Linked DNA regions of Homo sapiens: region 1 is linked to region 2. Evidence: chromatin loops called from intact Hi-C (ENCODE). Cell type or tissue: A673. All regions are shown on one strand. Links, peaks and the distances in the headings refer to the core of each region. The heading gives the core; the rest is flanking DNA.

The links. Peaks named below come from ENCODE experiments on the same cell type or tissue, not always from the same donor. Only the 100,000 strongest peaks of a DNase experiment are listed, where the experiment ranks them.
Region 1: a loop joins it to region 2, with 3 times the contacts of the local background. A loop is called at or near these places in 4 of 110 quality-filtered maps.

The regions. Positions count from the first base shown.
Region 1 is chr1:233,363,325-233,366,356 of GRCh38, forward strand. All of the region lies in intron 5 of MAP3K21 (mitogen-activated protein kinase kinase kinase 21), which reads left to right. Among named protein-coding and RNA genes, the nearest start is that of MAP3K21, 37 kb to the left of the region's middle. In A673, for the core only: CTCF peaks have their summits at 1,558 (motif pointing right) and 1,565 (motif pointing right); no DNase peak of the experiment used is centred there.
Region 2 is chr1:233,789,901-233,792,632 of GRCh38, forward strand. No RefSeq gene overlaps it. Among named protein-coding and RNA genes, the nearest start is that of SLC35F3, 110 kb to the right of the region's middle. In A673, for the core only: a CTCF peak has its summit at 1,394 (motif pointing left); a DNase peak (open chromatin) is centred at 1,391.

The DNA.
Region 1 (3,032 bases), core at 206-2,705, 430 kb before region 2:
TATTATGAAACACTGGAAAGCTTGCAGAATCCTGTGACTAATTTAGGTTATTGCAGATGTCCTCAGTTGATCAAAAAATTGCTAGTATGACATCTGGGTGCAGTGGCTCATGCCTGTAATCGCGGCACTTTGGTTAGCTGAGGTGGGTGGATCACCTGAGGTCAGGAGTTCAAGACTACCCTGGCCAACATGGTGAAACCCCCTCCGTCTCTATGAAAAATACAAAAAGTAGCCGGGCATGGTGGCAGGTGCCTGTAATCCCAGCTACTCGGGAGGCTGAGGCGGGAGAATCACTTGAACCTGGGAGGTGGAGGTTGCAGTGACCCGAGATCACACCATTGCACTCCAGCCTGGGTGACAAGAGCGAAACTCTGTCTCAAAAAAAAAAAGAAAGAAAGAAGGCTGGGCATGGTGGCTCACGCCTGTAATCCTAGCACTTTGGGAGGCTGAAGTGGACGGGTTGCCTGAGATCTGGAGTTTGAGACCAGACTGGGCAACATGATGAAACCTTGTCTCTACTAAAATACAAAAAAAAAAAAATTAGCTGGGCACGGGGGCGGGTGCCTGTAATCCCAGCTACTTGGGAGGCTGAGGCGGGGGAATCTCTTGAACCCGGGAGCTGGAAGTTGCAGTGAGCCGAAATTGTGCCATTGCACTCCAGCCTGGGCAACAGAATGAGACTCTGTCTCAAAAAAAAAAGAGAAAAAAAGAAAGAAAAGTGCTAGTATGAGGTGGTCATCATGAGAGTCCAGTATATGTTATTGATTATTTGGTTTGATGGGGTGAGAATAGACTGTGGATCCTTATCACTTTTACCTTCAACCTCTCTGGGGTTGGGTGTTGGGGGAAGGTCCTTTTCCAGGCTCTCTTCTGATGTTTTCCTTAGCTGGAGTGTTGCTTGCAGGGTCACTGACTGGTCTGTCTTACGTGTCAGTCAGCCATAGAGAATAGACTATTTATTTATGATGAGGCTTCTGCCTTCACACATAGAGGAAAGAAAAATCCAGAGGTGCACTAGATGTGAGTTTTCTTCTCCATTTTTCAGTTATGTCAGTTTTCTTCTAGCTGTGATTTGATTGTGTTATCCAAATTAATATTTATTGTTTCCCTTGGGAAACTTTGGGGAAGGTGGAAAGGATTAAGAAGCTGATGGAAAGGGAAGTAAATTTGGGATAAAAAATGAAAATCGTTCCAATGATTCTTTCCTCTTCAGTGGTAAAATGATTAAATCAAAATCTTAGCATTCCTGAGGTCAGATTTTCAGTCTTGCTTTTCTTCTCAAATGTTCCTTGGCTAATACCCTGAGTTTATTCAAAGCAGACTGAATATTATTTGACTATTTTTACCTGAGTTGTTTTTTTAATTCCTGTATTGTATTATACAGCTTTTCTTTTCCTGAGAAGAGAGGAGAAATTTTAGTTACACATTTATTTACTTTTTGGCACTTAATGAAAGATTCCAGTTAAAACATAACCAAGAAATCTACTGCTATAATCCTGACCCATCACCAAGGAATGAAATTTGGTTTCTGGAATTTTTAGCATGACAGTTACCTCTTCTGCCCACAAGATGGCACTACATTATCATCTTAATATTAATAATACTGGTACCAATATGGAAATTTCTATTAGAATGCTCCAACCCTAAACTCACACACATGCACGCATATTTACTTGTACAATATCCTAGAATGGGACAGACATCCAAAAAGGGAAATGATAACTATAAAAATAATTATTTTTTTCTTGGAGAATTCCGCTTAGTATAGAAGAGAAAGCAAGCATGTGTAACTTAAAATCCAGGGAGTTAGTTGCATTCAATATTATCTGCTAGAAAATTCTTTAAGTTAGTATTGTTTAATAGGGGAAACAATTCAGGACATGGGCCTAGGCAAAAATTTTATGACTTAAGACTTCAAAAGCTCAGGCAACAAAAAACAAAAATAGACAATTGGGACTATATTGAACCGAAAAGCTTCTGCACAGCAAAGGAAACAATCAACAGAGTGAAGAGACCACCTGTAGAATGGGAGAAGATATTAGTCAACTATTCATCTGACAAGGGACTAGCACAGAATATACACAGAACTCGAATAACTCAATGGCAAAAACACAAATAATTTGATTTAAAATTGGACAAAGGAACTGAATAGACATTTCTCAAAAGAAGACATAAAAATGGCCAGCAAGCATATGAAAAAATGCTTAGCATCGCTAATCCTCAGGGAAATGCTAATGAAAATCACAGTGAGCTAGCTCACCTTAGTTAGAATGGCTGTTATCAAAGAGACGAAAAATAGTAAATGTTGGTGAGGATGTGGAGAAAAGGGAACTCTTACACACATTCTCTTGTAATTTTGTCTTTGAGAATTATTGCTGATCATTTTAAATCTTATGGCTATCTATAGCTAATGGAAGTGTAAGTTAGTACAGCCATTGTGGAAAACAGTATGGAGGTCTCTCAAAAAAAAAACTAAAAATAGAACTGCTGTATGATCCAGGAATTCCACTACCAGGTGTTTACTCAAAGGAAAGAAAATCTGTATATCAAAGGGATGTCTGCAATCCCATGTTTATGGCAACACTATTCACAATGACAAAGATAAGGAATCAATCTAAGTGTCCATCAATGGATGAATGAATTAAGACAATGTGGTGTGTTTACCTGATGGAACACTATTCAGCCATAAAAAAGAATAAAATTCTATCTTTTGTGGCAACGTGGATGAGCCTGGATGACATTATGTTAAGTGAAGTAAGTCAGGCACAAGAAAATAAATACTGCATGTTCTCACATATATGTGGGAGCGAAAAAAATTGGAGTCCGTGGAAATAGAGAGTAGAATTGTGGTTATTGGGGTGGGAAGGGCTTGAGGGGAGGGGAGGTTGCAGAGAGGTTAGTTAATGGATACCAAAGTACAGCTAGGTAGGAGGAATGAGTTCTGGTATTCTGCAATACTATAGGGTGAATATGGTTAACTGTAATTTATTGTATATTTTCAAAAAGCCAGAAGAGAGGATATTGAATGTTCA
Region 2 (2,732 bases), core at 233-2,732:
ATGCATAAAGCCTCCAGTACTGAGTCTGTGGTTTGCTATTACTATTATGAATGCTATCCAATGTCAAACTTACCTAGAAGTTCATTCTGCTACTGAAGACCTCTGTAATCTTTTGCTCAACTCTCTGTCCCCATTATCCTAAGTTACCTGTGATTTCCTCAAGGTACTTTTTCCCTCACATCTCAGCACTATGGATACACTGCTCCCTTTGCCGAGAATTCCCCACCCCACCTCTTCCGACCACCCCCATCTCCCCTGATCCCCACCTTGCAGTCAGCCTTCAGGACTCAGCTCAGGCCTTAGCTTCCCCCAAGAGTCACAGTGCCTCCTACCCCAGCAAAAGTTATGTATCTCTCTTTCATGATTCCTCAGCAGTCTGTACTTTCTTCTATCAGGACATTCATTCATTTGTTCACTCATTCATTCATTTAACAAACACTTACTGAGTGGCTCCCACATACCAGACACTGAATTATCTGTCTGCCTGCCCCTGAAGAGCGTCTTATCCAACTGGCATATAGTCTGCACTTTGTAAGTGATGGCTAAACGAAAAAATGCCTTCCCAAAGAGGTACTGCCCCTAAAATGGACTTTCTGGGCTCCTTTTTTAAACCATCAAGATCCTTTTAGGGAATTCTAACATACTCTGCAGTCTAATTTGAGTATAAAAAAAGAGGGATCCTCCTTAGTAGAAAATAGACGAGAAAGTGATAACATAACCTGGACATTCTATTTTCTTCCTGGGAGAAAAAAATTACTTATCAATTTCACCAAATTAGTGTAGATGGTATTTCCTAGGAACCTATTGTTTAAAAACAAACAAACAAAAGGCTTCCCTGCTGCTGCTCTCACTGGAAAACTCTTTCCGGTTGTTAGACTTCAGGAGATGTTTCCTGGTTGCTGATCTGACAAGAGACATCAGAAAGAACCGCATCAATCAGAGAGTTTGTGTCCTGCTCTACACACACACATACATTCACACCTCCCTTTCTCTACTACGCTTCTCTCCAAAGGTGCTTGCTGGATTCCACATCAGAATCCATACCCCCACCCCCACCCCAGGAAAGGGTAATTGGACACATTGCCCTTCTTGAGGCCTGTGTGTCTCTGGATGCTCTGCCCTAAAACTCCTTAACCGGATGATACAGCCCTGTATCATCTTGCTGTCAGCTCTTGATGTGCCCTGGAATTTCCAGGAATGAAGGGCACTCCGATGGAGAGTGATGTCCTTCGAGTCCTGTGACCTAGTTCTTTTCCAGTTCACTCAGTATTTTTGCAGAACAGGTGCCAAGATGGATGCATGCTATGTCCTCCCCAGTCAAATTGTGAGCATCTTCGAAGATGCCAAGTGCTGAGAACAGGGTATGTTAGCTAACTTGTGCTCCCTCTAGTGGCACTGCAGGAGCATAACACAGATGTTCAGATAATGCCATAGGGGATGACAGCTATTCCGCATCCTAGTGAGTAAGGATGGACATGCTTTAAATGGCCAGTTATTTAAGATTTCAGAGTCAATGGTAGGAAAACCATACCATGTCATTTAACAGTAAAAACAGTCAAATTTGGAGTTCAACTTTCTTGGATTTTTTTTAAAATTATTTCACTTTTTAAAAATAGAGGTCACAATTTGAACATAATATAAATGGGAATGCAAAATTCTAATTTATGCCCTTGGGTCTGAGTTGGTCATTGATCCAGAATAGAGGATAATATAACATGCTTATGTCACGTGCTTTTGAACTAAGTGCAACAAGGCAGAAGTAAGTGGTAATTTTCAGCATTCAAACAAAGTGAATGCACATCACGTGTGAATGGAGATGTTGAAATGTGTGTTCTGTCCAACCTGGCACTAAAGTTCTGCATAAGGCTTTTGATGTTTTGTGTCTCTCCCTCCACATACCAGATGCTGCAGAATCCACATTGCCTCCAAGGCAGCCCAGCCATGTGTCCTTGATGCTTCACGAACAATCATAAATTAGCAAAGCCAGCAGTGGCTCCCGTGACATAAGGTGGCACACTTTATGGGCTCTGCCCTCCTCGCTTCAGTGTTATTTATTCAGCTCCATATACTGTGCACCGCTTGCTCCTTTTATTACTCAGCAGAGATTTGTAAATACATAAACTCTTCCCCAAGCCATTTTCTGAAACAGATGACTGGCCGAGTGGCATGTCCTTTGTCAGAGTTTGCGCAGTGCTCACACTGCCTTGACAACAGCCACATTTCCTTATGTTCTAAGTCCTTCCTTAAATGTCTTGTGCAGGGGTCAGTCTTTTAAGATACTTTCTAAGGACTCGAGTCATGTAATTGGTCAAATGCATTGGGATATGTGACCAGATAACCAAAATGCATTTCTTAAAATCAAGCAAAACAAACAAACAAAAACAAACAAACAAAAACACTCCAACCAATAATAACAACAACAAAAGCAGTTTTTAGAAATTGGACGTAAGGGCCAGGCGCAGTGGCTCAAACCTGTAATCCCAGCACTTTGGGAGGCCAAGGCGGGTGGATCACAAGGTTAGGAGATCGAAACCATCTGGCCAACATGGTGAAACCCCGTCTCTACAAAAATATAAAAATTAGCTAGGCATGGTGGCGCTTGCCTGTAATCCCAGCTACTCAAGAGGCTGAGGCAGGAGAATCACTTTTACCTGGGAGGCAGAGATTGCAGTGAGCCCAGATCGTGCCACAGCACTCCAGCCTGGTGACAGAGCGAGACTCTGTCTCAAAAA